2 separate regions of the Mus musculus genome follow, and region 1 is linked to region 2. Evidence: chromatin loops called from intact Hi-C (ENCODE). Cell type or tissue: left cerebral cortex. All regions are shown on one strand. Links, peaks and the distances in the headings refer to the core of each region. The heading gives the core; the rest is flanking DNA. Region 1 holds the start of Elavl2 (ELAV like RNA binding protein 1). Region 2 has its middle 48 kb from the start of Zfp352.

What was found. Hi-C counts contacts between places; a loop is a spot of excess contacts. Peaks named below come from ENCODE experiments on the same cell type or tissue, not always from the same donor. Only the 100,000 strongest peaks of a DNase experiment are listed, where the experiment ranks them.
Region 1: a loop joins it to region 2, with 4 times the contacts of the local background. A loop is called at or near these places in 3 of 42 quality-filtered maps.

The regions. Positions count from the first base shown.
Region 1 is chr4:91,372,784-91,381,122 of GRCm38, forward strand. Elavl2 (ELAV like RNA binding protein 1) reads right to left here and starts at 3,713. Exons shown (of 8, transcript NM_001347149.2): 1 at 3,153-3,713. Mir6402 (microRNA 6402) reads right to left here and starts at 580; the gene lies at 501-580. In left cerebral cortex, for the core only: a CTCF peak has its summit at 3,895; DNase peaks (open chromatin) are centred at 1,982, 2,253, 2,608, 2,833 and 1 more place; H3K4me3 peaks cover 3,686 bases; H3K27ac peaks cover 2,979 bases.
Region 2 is chr4:90,166,700-90,175,038 of GRCm38, forward strand. No RefSeq gene overlaps it. Among named protein-coding and RNA genes, the nearest start is that of Zfp352, 48 kb to the right of the region's middle. In left cerebral cortex, for the core only: a CTCF peak has its summit at 4,378 (motif pointing right); a DNase peak (open chromatin) is centred at 4,398.

The DNA.
Region 1 (8,339 bases), core at 133-8,132, 1.2 Mb after region 2:
CACCTGTCGTACAGGGTTTTTTTTTTTTTTTTCTATTAATGAAAAGGTTTTGGTTTTAACCCTTCCCTCTAGAAAACTACATTTAAAAACATCACCTGACATACCTACCTGAAATTGCAGGAGGCAGGAGGAAAGAACTGAACAGTGGGCGATCGAGTCGCCGCAAGAACGTGATGGAGGTTACAGCTTCAAGGACATGATGCGGGTTTGATGCAGCAAGGTTCGCTAAGGGCGCCCAGAGATCCCCGCCCCCACGCGACGGGCGGGGAGGGAGGACTCCTCTATCCCAGGGATGAAGGGGGGTGCAAATTTACCCTCTAGTGGGAAGTGAAATCAGGCATAGTAAATTAGGGAAAACAATTATGGTCAAAATGGAGACAGGCCATCCTCAGTTTGGGAGACCCTGGTTAGGGACACCAGAAATAGCTAATTGATTCAACACCAGCATTTCTGTGTCACCTCAAATCAGACTTGGAATTAAATGACCTTAACTGACTTTGTGCGGGTTCCTGGGAAAACTGCTCAGAGAGCGCCTGTGCCTCTTTGACCTCCCTCTAAACAGTTATAATATTCCCATCCCAGGCATGCATTATTGCTAAGAATACCAGTTTTGAAGTGTTGGAGAGAAATGGGCCTACCCAATTTGTTAATCTACACCTGAAACCCTTCCAATGCCCTTCACTTTACTTTCTGAAGATGTCTGCTTGAAGTTAGACCTCTCTCAACAGATACTTTCCAAGTAGGCTAAAGCACATCGGTCTACAATCTTCGTTCTCCCACAGAACTGCAAACGGGTTAGCTCTATAAAAGGAATGCCCAAGCCCGTGGTTAAAAGATGGGGGGGGGGGGACTTCAAGGGTCTGTTAAGATAGGTTCATGGAATGGCAGAGATAACTGGGGGAAACTGCTTTTTAATTAAACTCTTAAATGATGACTTTGAAACATTCAACATTTTTCTTTTTCACAGACTTGTTTGCTCAGTTTTGACAAATCTCTCAGATGTCCCATTTAAGAAGCCATTTTACGAGGATTATCAAACATCCCTGACCTTCCTTTCCCCACAAAACACAAGCTCCCTCTCCTGACCTTTAGAAAGGGATTATCATTTAGGAAGATAAGCTGTTGGGTCACTATTGTCTACCTTGTAACCCCTCCAATTCTCCTTCATTTTAAGCCTATCTTTTTAGGTTGCAATTAATAGTAGGCCCAGAAAAATAAAACATACGCACGTCCTACCCCACTATCTTAGGAATAGCTCTAATAAATAAGGTCGTGGAGAAATGTTGCAGGTTTAGAATCTTAGCCAAATAGAATGTGTGTACATGAGTGGGGGAAGGGGCAGAACCCGTCCATTTAAGGGACGAAGTGCTCGGACATTCATCTCTGTCCATCAGCGTTAGCGTAAACACTAAATGGCTGATTATTTTTCTCACCCTCACCACAATAAAGGCAGACCTGGAGCTGTAGTTAGGAGGTAGAGAAGATAACCAATCTCCACGTCTGTTTTGGTAACAGATACCTGAAAATGGAAAATGGGGAACGCATCCACCCTCCAATCTGCCACAGTTGTACAGCCTTCCTATTAATTCTTTATAGACGTGAAATAGGTGGGCACGTAGCAACGTGCTGGGCATAAATTAAGCAACAATGGCCACGAGAAGTCCTGTCTGCCACAGAGGTACAGGGTGGGCACTGCCACCTTGCCATCCCTACTCCCCCCCCCCCCCATACACACGCCCTAGGCAGAGTCGGGGAAGGGGGGGGGTGGCAGAGCGCTAGCTTTTGGAACCAGCCTGTGGGTGGGGTAGGGAGCTGCGAGAGATGAACAACCCGGGCCAGCTTTGTAGCTTGCCCCCATACTTTGCGTCTCGAGCACCACTCGGCGCTCGCACGCACACATTCGCCCACACCCCCTCGTGCCGATAATTTAAACTTCTCCGAGGCAAAGCCAGCACCTCGGTCCGCCACCACCTCCCCCGCCCTCGCCGCCCGGCGAGCATCCTCCCCCTTTCCCACGTCTACCCGGATTCGCTCTTTCGCAGTAGAAAGCCGGCTGTTTTCCCCTGCACCCGGAGAAATCACAAAAGTTAAAATGAAGCGTGTGCCTGTCTGCCCAGAGTCTCGTCCCCAACCATCTTTCTCCTGGCGTCAGTTTTAACAATAGCTACTCGAGGAAGGGGAGCTGCGAGGAGGGGCTGAGGGCTATACAGCCGACTCAGCTCCCTGGGTAGCTGCGATGCCTCGCGGCTGCCAGTGAGTCTCCCTTTCCCGGAAGGCGGGCTCCGCTGCGTAGGACCAAGGACAGGGCTTGGAATCCACTGCCCAGCGCCCAGCACCGCGAGGCTCCCAAGCAGCTGCCACTTCACACTCACGGCTCCAAGGATCTTATTTACGCTTTTCTGAACAAAGGGAATCTCATATCCGGTATAGGCTCAAAGATTCGGCCCCAAATTGGCAGTCTTCTTTAAAATCTGAATTACAATCATTGGAATCCGTGAATCAGAGTCCTCAATTCTGGCAATGATGAGTTTTGACAGCTTCTAACCTTACCCCAGCCCCAGCCCAGCCCCAGCCCTTAGGCTGTATGTACTTTTTCCAGGCAACTACAACTCGCTGCCTGGTGCAGCATCTAAATTCCATCTGGCAATCCCATCTCCCCGGCACACGCTATCTAGTTAATGCAATTAAGCTGAGGATTTTCCCCACTGGTCTAATCTGCAAGTAAGTCCAGGGCTTCTGATTTCCCCAGTCCTCCGATTCCTTTGCGAAAGTAGAGGCATGCATTCCCCTCCAACATTCAAGTTATCCCTCTCTTCCCACGAAATGAACTTCCAACCTCAACCCCGAAGCTCACTGAACATGTAGCCTCCCATTGTAGCCTGCTGGATCTTGACCACATTTACCACTTAAGTTTCTATCAAGTGACATTTTCGAATATTCAGTACGTTAAGCATGCGTCCACTGTCTTCTAGTCTGGCTCTCAAGAATAAAAAAAATAAAAATAAAAATAAAAAAAAGCAAAGCAGTCGCTTTGAAATGAGGCAAACATGTGCAATTAACTTCACATTCTGTATTCCGCTCACTTACAGGTTTTCTGGGTTTGCCAGCGCATCGCTGCAACTAATGATTAAAGAAACCAAACCGAAACTTACCTTTCTCCCTTAAGGTTTTTGTGTATGTGTATTTTTAAAGTAACGGTGCACTTCTCCCAATAAGGATGAGCAAGAAGCTGCTGGATAGTTCTCTTAAGACAGCACGAAACCTAAACTGTGCTCGGCTTAAAAGAAGCAAATAAAAAGAAATGCTTTCGACCCCAAAGTCCAATGCTAAAAGAAATGATGAAAAAAAATATGAAAGGGGAGGGGAAACTTAAAAAAGAGAGTTTAAAAAGACGGAGAGACTACTCCTATTGCCGTTCAACTAAACAAAAAGGTGCAAGAAAAACAAACCAAGGAACAAAGAAAAGAGACGAAAGAACGTTTTTTCAAAAAGACGATGTCTTTCTCCGTGTTGCTTTTTAGTAGGTCGCTACAGGAGTAAGCTGCTGCATCTCTAAGTGAGAACAGAAATAAGGGGGGAGGACGTCTTAAAAGGGAGGTGGACTGGACCACAGATTTATAGCACCGTATCACCAACCCCTTCTCTGCCTCCGCACTGCCGTGTGTGCAGCTGCTCTGCCAGAGTCCTATCCCGGGCAGCACGCGCGGAAGTATACGCCGAGTTGCGCCACAACGCAACATGCTCATCGCCCCAGGTTTCTGATTGGGCGAGACGCTTCTATTGAGGCCGCCCAGGCGAAGCTCTGCTAGGTGATTGGCTAGGGACTTATGTCACTCTTGAGAGCTCAATGGAGTCCCGTTTCAAGGTAAGTTGTGCCGGGAGGTACACACTTAACACTGGCGGCGAAGGGAAATGCAAGAAGCAAAAAGAGATGGGAGAGAGAGAGAGAGAGCAACGTGGGAGGGAACTGTACTATGAGAGTTTGCGATATTGCACCATCTATTTTCCTCTTAAGTCTTTCTGCTTCCAAAAGATTCGTTTTATTTGCCCTCACGGCTGCATCTTTGGCATGTTTCTTTGTAATAGTAAACTGTCCGGTATGTATGAGTCATCGAGAGCGCCTCTCTTTGATTTGAGAGGGATTTGAACGTACACCCATTACTTGTCCGCATGCCTTTTTTGGTTTGTGTTCCAGTAATCTTTACATCTGTATTAGATATTGGGTAACTGTGTGTATGTTTCTCTATTTTAATATGTCCACCTCTTTCTCTCTCTTTCTCTCTCTCTCTCTCTCTCTCTCTCTCTCTCTCTCCTTTTAGAATAAGAATGAAATAGAAATGGTTTCAACTGAATCTGTACAGTTTGAACTAGCTTTCAATGTATGTCAGGGTTAAAAGGGGGTAGCAAAAACATCGTACTTAACAAAAACAAAAAAACAGGTAATGAATTGAAATAAGGTCCTTCAGTTGGAGGTAAAAAGAGCAGCTACATATAAAATTAAAACAAGCCACTCCTTTGCATTTGCTGGCAATACAGATCTTGAACCTCACAAGGATTGCTGACAGTAAAGATAGTTCAGCCTTTACCAGGTTCTTTTGAGAATTCAAAAGTTTGATCAGTAGACCAAGTGCTGTCTATGTCTTTGCTTTATAGATGAAGATTTCTTTATTCCAACCTCATGTTTGAGTAATATTCAAGAGGCTGAAGTGCAGGTTTATTCATACTTATTTCTTCCGTTAAGTGAAAGTGAGATTACTAAATTTACCTAGATGTATTTACAATGAGAAACAATATCCACCTAACTTAGTTCATTCCCAAGGAATTTTTCAGTTTTGACAGATAGCCTCAACTTCCTAAACAGTACATATATTTCTTACATAATCTCTCTTCTCTCAAAAATTATTTTACTACTATGTTTATTTGCTACTAGTCACTGTCCTTGATAATGTAAGAGAGCAAAGGCAACGGTAGAAATTAAACATTGCAGGAAGATGGAATGTCAGAGGGAAAGAGAAAGATGGTCTGAGAGCAAGTGACTTAGAAGTGGAAAGGAAATTGGTGTTCCTTGAGCGCGTCCTTGAGTTTGATAAATGATTAATGTAAAGAACTGGGGACCTGTTTATCCCCCGTTTAACCTGTGTAACAGTATCTAAGTTATATTATTTTGCATAACAACAACTAGGGTAGGAAAAGTGGGCCTGAATCTATGTGTATAATTACCATTTAGAATTATCATTTTGGAGCTCCCACCTCCTACTTTTTATATAACAATAGCTCCTTGGGGCTTAATTTCAACTTAAAACTATTAACTAGTCTCCAGTGAAACTACAGACAAATTAAGGGAAAAAACAGCAGCTTGAAGAAAAGAAGCCAGGAGACCAAAATATAAGAAAGCCTGCATCCCTGTTTACAATAGAAATATGAATAACAGCAGACTGGGTTTCTTGTCAAATACCTTCAATTCCTCTCACCTACCACCTCTGCATGGAAAAAAATGACAAAACTACACTACTGTTTGATTTATTCATTTATGCATGAGATGAACCATATTTTCTCCTTGTGATCATGTTCACACCCTGATATTGCATTAGTTCCATACATTCATAAAATAGTAGCAGTTTGAAGGGGATTCTTACATTGGTAAAGGCACAAGTACCTTTTTATGGGTGGAAACTAATAAAGACATTACATGGAAAGTAATAAAGCTGTTCATTCGAATGCAAAAATTCCTTAATTCTGTACATTCGGTATAGATGCTTTGTCTCAGTTTGGCAGAAGAGGAAATATTTTCAAAACATTGCTATATTCAACATGTTGTCTTTTCTTTGTAGATAGCACAGATTACCTGGGAAGCTGAAAATATCTTTAAATGGTGGCTTACTCCTTAAATAATACAGATGTTAACTTTTAAAAACCTTTAAATAGATAAGCAACATTTGCTTTTCTGACTTTTAAAAATAAAATGGCAAGTGATATATGGATGCAGATCTCACTGTGAATTTCATACGCCAAACTCGAAACATTAAGGTGCACTGTGCTTCTAGCGATTAATGAAGGCTATGTGCAAACATCCCACCTAAATTAAGCACAAATTTTAATCAACACCTCTTGATTCATAGTTAAGAAAAAGAATTATCCTCAGCACCTAAACTTGCATTAGATAAACAGTCTTTTCATGATCATTCAAATTCTGATTAAGTCATGTTAGGTCTGACATTCTCTTGAAACCTCAGCAGTATTTTGACTTGAGACAGAAAGGGGCGAGAGTTTGGGGAGCTCCCAAAAGCATGGAGAAAAGTTGAGTGTTGATAAAATTGCAAAGTAGTGCTTTTCAAAGCTGAGATTTAAAGACTTCAATTGGCTATATTACTGAAGTTTACTCATAAAAGAACATGTCCCTCCCAGGAATACTTAAAGGCATTGTGGACAGTGTTGTTAAGATAAATAACTCCCTTATACAAGCCCTTCTACAGGAGGAGAAGGGGTGACTTGACCATAATTAAAGTCTCTGCAAACTACTCATAACTTTTTTTTAAAAATAGTGAATAAGGTAGCTCAGATATGTGTGAATTACTATTTAAATTGGCTTGGAAATTTTAAATAGTGTTCCTTTTAAGGGAATTGAAATGCTATTTTTCTGATTGTTTAGCTTTGGGGAGATTTTGTGTTCATCATATTGGAAATATACGATTTAAATCCTGCATACGAGGTGTTGATATTATATAACCTGCCCACTACCTTCTTTACTTTCCCTTCTGAAAGGAGTATATAAGCTTTCTTTTTACAGCTTGAAAAACAGAAAAAGTTATGGATATATTGGACACTTCTGAGAGTTTAGGTCCTGAGAGCACACAGAAGAATGAGTCAGGAATTAGTTGAGTCAGAAATTAGTACCATGGACAGAGACCAGCCTAGCGGACAGAGTAAAGTTTGCAGAGCAAGATTGGCGACGTATTTTCTGTTCCTCCCGTTGAGACTCGGTTTCAAGCTCGTTGGTGAAAGCTTTTACACCACGGATTTGAGGCAGACTCTGTCCTCCATCGAAACAGGTTTGTTTGGAATTAAGCTTCCTTTTGTTATAGCCCGGCCATTGTGACAAGCCCCAGAGTTTGAGCCTGGATGTGTGTCCTCTTCCTCTACTCCACTCCCTTCCCCCACTGCCTGGAGGAGCAACCCTTTCATCAAGGTGTTCTTGCAAAATAAATGCAAATCCCAGTAATCTTGGAAAAGTCTGGCAAGCCTACCTCAGAGTTTTTCATCTTGAAATTTTCCAGTGGGAATAGAAGCAAGAACTCATCCTTGACTACCTTAGTTCTTTTCTGGGATGTTTTCTCTCCCTGGCAATGTCTTTCGCCCTTGAGTACTACCCCAAGACTGTGTTGCAAAGGACCCTTTATATTGCAAACGCTGGAGCAGGAACAGTGTTTAGTGAAGCAGAAAGCAAGACCACAGCCTTTTCTCAACTTAAAATTCATCTACAAAGGGAAAGGCTGCAAAATACAATATACTCAAGGGGAACTCCTCGGGTTTCTGATTTACCTGAAGAGATATGTGAATTGTGAATTATTTCATATTTTTTCCAGTAAATCTTGGGAGATGACTCTACATTGTGACACCCCCCCCCCAACTTGTCTCCCTCTGCCAGGAAAAATTCTTGTATGAGTCACATTCTCCTTTAAGCCCCTTGCTGCGGGTTTCAGACCAAGATCTGTCGCACGTGCCCCTCTGTGTTTCAGCCTGCGATCAAAGATCATTTACGGAAACGCTCCCACGAAAATCCTCAGATTTTCTTCCGTCGTTCACTCTGTTGGAACTTTTAGGAAGATAAACTCGCGTCTCTGGTAGCGGGAAGGGGAACATCCACGTAAACAGGCGAGGGTAAAAGAGAGAGAGAGAGAGAGAGAGAGAGAGAGAGAGAGAGAGAGAGAGAGAGAGAGAGAGAGAGAGAGAAACTAGAGGTGATACAGGGCAAATCAGAGCCTGGTGTCCGTTTCTTTCAGTGATGCTAACAGCCTTCCCTAAGCTTCCTCCTGCAGCCGATACAGCTCATGCAAAATTAATACAAGTAATTAAAAATAGCAGTTTCCAAAGTTAAAGGAAACCATCTGTCTCAGATGGTAGCAATCAGTCTTTTCACCCGCCCCTTTACCCGGACCTGGGAAGAAACGGTTGCTCTGCCTCCGATGCTCAGAGGCTCTTTCTTATATTGAAGATTTATGTTTCCACTTGTGTGCGATCCACATCTAATTTGAAATAATAAAGCCGGGCTGACCAACCAGTCAATCACAGCCATCAACTGTGCCCGGCGAGGGCCCTGCCCCCCAGCTCCCTCAGGTCTC
Region 2 (8,339 bases), core at 314-8,313:
GGGGGCCCTGTGAGCCATCCAATAGCTGACTGTGAGCATCCACTTTTGTGTTTGCTAGGCCCCGGCATAGTCTCACAAGAGACAGCTATATCAGGGTCCTTTCAGCAAAATCTTGCTAGTGTATGCAATGGTGTCTGCGTTTGGAGGCTAATTATGGGATGGATCCACGGATATGGTAGTCTCAGCTCCAAACTTTGTCTCTGTAACTCCTTCCATGGGTGTTTTGTTCCCAATTCTAAGAAGAGGCATAGTGTCCACACTTTGGTCTTCGTTCTTCTTGAGTTTCATGTGCTTTGTATCTTGTATCTTGGGTATTCTAAGTTTCTGGGCTAATATCCACTTATTAGTGAGTACATGTCACGTGAGTTCTTTTGTGATTGGGTTACCTCACTCAGGACTATGCCCTCCAGGTCCATCCATTTGCCTAGGAATTTCATAAATTCATTATTTTTAATAGCTGAGTAGTACTCCATTGTGTAAATTTACCACATTTTCTGTATCCATTCCTCTGTTGAGGGGCATCTGGGTTCTTTCCAGCTTCTGGCTATTATAAATAAGGCTGCTATGAACATAGTGGAGCATGTGTCTTTCTTACCAGTTGGAACATCTTCTGGATATATGCCCAGGAGAGGTATTGCGGGATCCTCCGGTAGTACTATATCCAGTTTTCTGAGGAAACGCCAGACTGATTTCCAGAGTGGTTGTACAAGTTTGCAATCCCACCAACAATGGAGGAGTGTTCCTCTTTCTCCACATCCTTGCCAGCATCTGCAGTCACCTGAATTTTTGATCTTAGCCATTCTGACTGGTGTGAGATGGAATCTCAGGGCTGTTTTGATTTGCATTTCCCTGATGATTAAGGATGTTGAACATTATTTTCAGGTGCTTCTCAGACATTCGGTATTCCTCAGGTGAGAATTCTTTGTTTAGCTCTGAGGCCCAATTTTTAATGGGGTTATCTGATTTTATGGAGTCCACCTTCTTCAGTTCTTTAGGTATATTGGATATTAGTCCCCTATCTGATTTAGGATAGGTAAAGATCCTTTCCCAGTCTGTTGATGGCCTTTTTGTCTTATTGACGGTGTCCTTTACCTTAAAAAAGCTTTGCAATTTTATGCGGTCCCATTTGTCAAATTTTGATCTTACAGCACAAGCCATTGCTGTTCTGTTCAGGATTTTTTCCCCTGTGCCCATATCTTCAAGGCTTTTCCCCATTTTCTCCTCTATAAGTTTCACTGTCTCTGGATTTATGTGGAGTTCCTTGATCCACTTAGATTTGACCTTAGTACAAGGAGATAGGAATGGATAAATTTGCATTGTTCTACATGTTAACCACCAGTTGTGCCAGCACCATTTGTTGAAAATGCTGTCTTTTTTTTTTTCCCACTGGATGGTTTTAGCTCCCTTGTGAAAGATCAAGTGACCATAGGTGTGTGGGTTCATTTCTGGGTCTTCAGTGCTATTCCATTGGTCTACTTGTCTGTCACTATACCAGTACCATGCAGTTTTTATCACAATTGCTCTGTAGTACAGCTTTAGGTCAGACATGGCGATTCCACTAGAGGTTCTTTTATCCTTGAGAAGAGTTTTTGCTATCCTAGGTTTTTTGTTATTCCAGATGAATTTGCAAATTGCTCCTTCTAATTCATTGAAGAATTGAGTTGGAATTTTGATGGGGATTGCATTGAATCTGTAGATTGCTTTTGGCAAGATAGCCATTTTTGCTATATTGATCCTGTCAATCCATGAGCATGGGAGATCTTTCCATCTTCTTAAGAGATATCTACAGAACATTTTATCCTAAAACAAAAGGATATACCTTCTTCTCAGCACCCCATTGTACCTTCTCCAAAATTGACCACATAATTGGTCAAAAAACAGGCCTCAACAGATACAAAAATATTGAAATTGTCTCATGCTTCCTATCAGATCACCATGGACTAAGGCTGATCTTCAATAACAACATAAATAATAAAAGCCAACATTCACATGGAAACTGAACAACATTCTTCTCGATGATACCTTGGTCAAGGAAGGAATAAAGAAAGAAATTAAAGAATTTTTAGAGTTTAATGAAAATGAAGACACAACATACCCAAATTTCTGGGACATAATGAAAACATTTCTAAGAGGGAAACTCAGCTTTGAGTGCCTCCAAAAAGAAACTAGAGAGAGCACACACTAGCAGCTTGACAACCCACCTAAAAGCTCTAGAACAAACGGAAACAAATTCACCCAAGAGGAGTAGCCTGGCAGGAAATTATCAAACTCAGGGGTGAAATCAACCAAGTGGAAATAAGAAGAACTATTCAAAGAATCAACCAAACGAGGAGCTGGTTCTTTGAGAAAATCAACAAGATAGATAAACCCTTATCCAGACTCACTAGAGGGTACAGAGACAGCATCCTAATTAACAAAATCAGAAATGAAAAGGGAGGCATAACAACAGATCCTGAAGAAATCCAAAACACCATCAGATCCTTCTACAAAAGACTATACTCAACAAAACTGGACAACCTGGATGAAATGGACAAATTTCTAGACAGATGCCAGGTACCAAAGTTAAACCAGGATCAAGTTAATGATCTAAACAGTCCCATATCTCCTAAAGAAATAGAAGCAGTCATTAATGTCTCCTAACCAAAAAAAGCCCAGGACCAGATGGGTTTAGTGCAGAGTTCTATCAGACCTTCAAAGAAGATCTAATTCCAGTTCTGCACAAACTATTCCACAAAATAGAAGCACACGGTACTCTACCCAATTCATTCTATGAAGCCAAATTTACTCTGATACCTAAACCATATAAAGATCCAAACAAGATAGAGAACTTCAGACCAATTTCCCTTATGAATATCAATGCAAAAATACTCAATAAAATTTTCGCTAACTGAATCTTAGAACACATCAAAACAATCATCCATCCTGACCAAGTAGGTTTTATTCCAGGGATGCAGGGATGGTTTAATATATGGAAATCCATCAACATAATCCATTATATAAACAAACTCAAAGACAAAAACCACAAGATCATCTCGTTAGATGCAGAAAAAGCATTTGATAAAATCCAACACCCATTCATGATAAAAGTCTTGGAAAGATCAGGAATTCAAGGCCCATACCTAAACATGATAAAAGCAATCTACAGCAAACCAGTAGTCAACATCAAAGTAAATGGTGAGAAGCTGGAAGCAATCCCACTAAAATCAGGGACTAGACAAGGCTGCCCACTTTCTCCCTACCTAGTCAACATTGTACTTGAAGTCCTAGCCAGAGCAATTCGACAACAAAAGGAGATCAAGGGGATACAAATTGGAAAAGAGGAAGTCAAAATATCTCTTTTTGCAGGTGATATGATAGTATATATCAGTGACCCTAAAAATTCCACCAGAGAACTCCAAAACCTGATAAGCAGCTTCTGTGAAGTAGCTGGATATAAAATTAACTCAAACAAGTTAATGGCCTTTCTCTACACAAAGAATAAACAGGCTGAGAAAGAAATTCGGGATATATCACCCTTCTCAATAGTCACAAATAATATAAAATACCTTGGTGTGACTCTAACTAAGGAAGTGAAAGATCTGTATGATAAGAACTTCAAGTCTCTGAAGAAAAGAATTCTTTAATATAGGACATTATGTAACAGCAAAAGGATTGAGGGTAATGAATAAAAATCTTGCATGGTATTACATCAATTTCAATATTCAGAAATTATTAATTTTAAGAGGCTATGCATGTTCTTTCAAAAAGAAGGCTTAAAAAGGAAGTATCTTTTAAAAATTTTATAATAAGTAAACCACATAGACTTATGACTTTCAACCTTAGATGGTTTTAGATTTATAATTGTAAAGCATATAGTTGTGCTTCATTATTTTTAATACATTTCAGCCTAATACAACATTTTGTCTTAGAGTAACTTATGGTCAATTATCCATGTCTATCTAAATTAATAATTTAATATGTGGCTCACAATTTATAGACAATAAATCATTACTAAAACTTACAGCATTAAAGAGATACAGATTTTCAAAACAGAAATTCTCTCTTGGAAAGCACGAGCAAGGGGGTGAGAGATGGATGTGAGAATAGAAAAAACTATGTTACATAAAAAGAAAAGCAAAAAGATGAATAGCAAATCACTTTCTGCTGTACACACAGGTTACTTGTAGCAGACTTTGGAATAACCTTAAGCGAGGTTTGATATGAGATTCAAATATCAGGCTCACACAGGACAGAGATTATCCTCACTGAAAAATAGTCTGCAATTTCTCATACATCTGTAAAAAAACCAACACTCCAGTTATAGGCTGCAAAGTATCTACATTACTGAATGCTAGGTATCCATGTTTATTTAAGCTTAAAGACTTCCACATGGTGGCAGTAAGTAGCTACTGCATTTCACTGAAAGAACTGGCAAGTGCCTTGTATCACAGTGCAATGGAAATCTCTGGTGTACCAAGTTAAGTGACTGATAAGATTATATTCTAGGGAATTCAGAATTCTGGTGGAAAATCCATCTTCAAGTGCCCTCTGAGACCATCCACTGGAATACAAGTTACAACTCCGGTTATACAGCAAAATCACCTGGTATCCCCAGTGAGGATGTTAAAACACTGTACTATCTAGCTATGCTTACTTTCCAGCAATGCTGTAGACAAATTCGTGCATAGCTCTTTGGGTGCTGGTCTCATGCTTTGCGCTTCTCATGAAGTTTTCTCTGGATTTGAAACATGTCTCTGTTTCATCACATGACTAAATTCTACTCTTCATACAAGATATTCTAATGAAGACTACTCTTCCGAATCTCAATTAGGTATTCCTTATATGAATGCCTATTTAGCCATATACTCACCCTCTAATCAAATGTCTGTTACTTGACATTCTCCTAATGTGAGAGTTTACCTAAGAGATTTTAAATCTAAGCGCTCTCAACATCTGTGAGAGATTATATTTTTTCATTTGTTTTGTTTATTTTTTTAACATTTATTTTGTAAGATAAGAGAGAGGAGAAGGAATCTATGAAACACTACATGTGGTATCAGAGGACAACTTGTAGGAACTGGTTCTCTACTTCCACCATGTGGATTAAACTCAGGTTACCAGAGGCTTGGTTAAAATATATATATCAGCTCTGCCATCTCAGCAGATGCATAAACTTGTGAACTTCAATTTTTCCATTTCTTTCTCTTTATTGTTTGTGATAGGATCTCATTATATAACCCAGGACTGACTAAGACTTGTGATCTTCTTGCCTCTCAGTCTCTTGAGTGCTGAGATTATAGGCATGAGCCATTTCCTGCATTTCAGCAGTCTTAATTCAGTTTTATTTTCCCTATGATAGAGTCTGATGTTATCCAACAATTATTTGACTGTGGCATTTAAAACAACCTAGTCTTTGAACAATGGTTTGCTTGTTTATTTTAGAAACCTGGTCTCAGTCTGTTACCCTGGTAGATTAGCACTCACTGGTAGCCTCGGCTGGCATTGAACTGCAGTAAATCTCCTGACTCTGCAATCTGAGTGCTGGGATTGGAGGTAAGAACCAGAACATTCATCTTCGTCTTCATGTATTTAATAACCCTCTTTAGCCAGTCTCCAGCTCCTGCAACAATGAATACAAGCATCTTGTCAATTTTACCCAGTGTTCCATTACTAACTCTAACCCCAGTACCTGACACACATAGGAAGCAGACATTTGTTAAATGGTAGACACTTTTGTTAAATAATTGACCCATTGAAAATATAGACCTGAGCTAAGAAATCAAGAGTTACAGTAAACAATGAAATTGTGACAATTGCCTATATGATAATTGGCTGAAATGATTATAAACATTTCAAACAATTGATTTTTAGTTTCAGAATAAGATGGGATATTTTGGTGTCTCTTATACTTTAATCATACTTTATTAATTACATTCATCATGACTCTCCTGGATCCCTAGAGAATTTGCAATTCCCTGAAGAACTTGGAGTGCAAGTGATCAACAGTTGGCTTAATTAGTTTTGAATGGGCCTAACATTCATTCAGTCCATTGCTTTCAACAAAAGTTTTCCTCAAGGTTAAAAATATGGTAAGAATCATTGTGAAGTTAGAAAGTTATCTATATTTTTCATTCATTTGGAAATGTTAATTTTTTGAATATTTGTGTGTTTCCCAAAATTCATGTTGAAACTTAATTTCCAGTGCAAAACTACTTAAAAAAAAGAGCCTTTAGGAAATGATGAGGCCATACATGATTCTTCTCTCAGTGATGAAAAAGGCACTTTCCTAAAAGCGTTTGGACTTGGATGCTCTCTCTTTGTGGTCTTTCTACCTTTCTACCAGGCTTAAAAAAGACACTCACCTTTTTTTCTGTGTAAAGACATAAAGTGGCACGATCAGGACTCTATCTAAGCTTGCAACATCTTGGTCAGGGATTTTCAGATAATAGGCTCTAACAATTGGATAGACAAGTGTATTTTGTTAATGCAGCAAAAAGATGTTGAGACAAGTGTTGAGAAATGAAGCACTTCTGTAAGATAGTCTTTAAATTTAGGATCGACCATAAAATGCTATTCTGGTGATAGCTCAGATTAAGAGGAAAGACAGGGAAAGCCTTGTTCTTAGAGATTACCTACTTAGGCACAATCATAATATTACTCCAAACTGACAATAAAGACAACTGTGGTAGGGTCTTAGCAATGAGAAAAAAATTTAGAAACTAGAAAAAACAAAGAACTTGGCTTAGTTTTCTATGTACCTAAGCACTTTGTAGAAGATAATGTATAAGAGATACTTAGGATATTTAGTGGAAGAAACATGTCACCCAAATGTAAAGGCTCTGTATATATTATCTCAGATCCTTAGCATGAAAGGAAAAGAGAGAGGAACACTCTACTTCTGCAATATATCATATATAGGAAGGCCAAATTTGCATATTCTGAAAATTCTTGGCACAGCCAGATATAAATAGTAACAATGTATGGTAGGGGAAAGCATCAGGACTGACTAATATGGGCAGAAAGAAGCCAGATGCTTTTATTAAAACAACAGAAAATGTCTCCATAAGCATTTTAGAGATCTCTGATGCTTTCACTGACATTTGGCCAGGAGTGCCAAAGGACTGAGGGCAGAATGTTTGTCAGTGTGCCTATGAAACATTAGAGCTCAATGCTCAGAGTTGCTGTGCATTTCTCTCCTGTACCTTCTACTAGTGTGTTCCTTGGATCCTTATCTATGACTCCAGTGGGCTGAGATGTGACTTTGATTACCAGTACAGAGGGTATGCAGGTGCAAAGTGAAGACATGCATCTACATGTGGCCAAGGACAACTATAAATGTGGCTCAACAGAAATTGTAAACTTAAAACAATTTTTTGTGATTTTTAAATTATGGGTAATTGAATACAAATTTCATTGTATGATTTAATAGGATAATTTTATGACATAAAAATAGATTACATTACAAAATTGTAATTTTGAATTACATTACACAGGTCTGGCATGTGAACTTTGTAGCTGACCATGTCTGTTGCAATGTTCAAAGGTTGAATAAACATGGTGGCATTTGTGTTACCCATGTGCTGCTAAATCTGTGGGTAGAGAGAATACACATGTGGTAACTATAGTTGCCTACACATAGATTTTAGTGTGTCATTTGGCACGAAATATATCAACAGATTTATCCATCACTATATTTGTGAAACATATCACTTGTTCAATTCCACACACCACCAGCTTGGAGGATTTCTCTCAAAATGAATCATACCCAGTCTCTTTTCACTATGCCTTTTAGATGGTCTTTTCTTTACATAAGATTTTAGACTTTGTGGGGGGTTCCCCCATCCTCCTATTTCCTGAGGTTGCCTGTTTACATTCTTTCTGCTGCCCTCAGAGCTTCAGTCCTTTCCCCTCAACCAATACCAGATCAGGTTTCACTCTACCCTCCTCCCCTTCCCCCCTTCCTTCCCCCCTTCCCCCTGTCCATTTTCCCTCCCAGGTCCATCCCTTCCTCCCAACCTGTGATTGCTTTCTTCTCTCTCCCAAGTGGGACTGAGGCGTCCTCACTTGGGCACTTTAGCTTATTGAACTTTTTGAGTTCTGTGGACTGTATTTTGGGTATTCTGTACTTTTTTATTAGTGAGTACATACCATGCATGTGCTTTTAGGTCTGGGTAACCTCACATGGGATGATATATTTTCTAGTTCCATCCATTTACCTGCAAAACTCAGGATGTCCTCATTCTTTTTGTTTTGTTTTGTTTTGTTTTGTTTTGTTTTGTTTTGTTTTGTTTTGTTTTGTTTTTGAAAGGAAACATTTTATTGGGACTTGCTTGTAGATCAGAGATTTATTACATTATTCC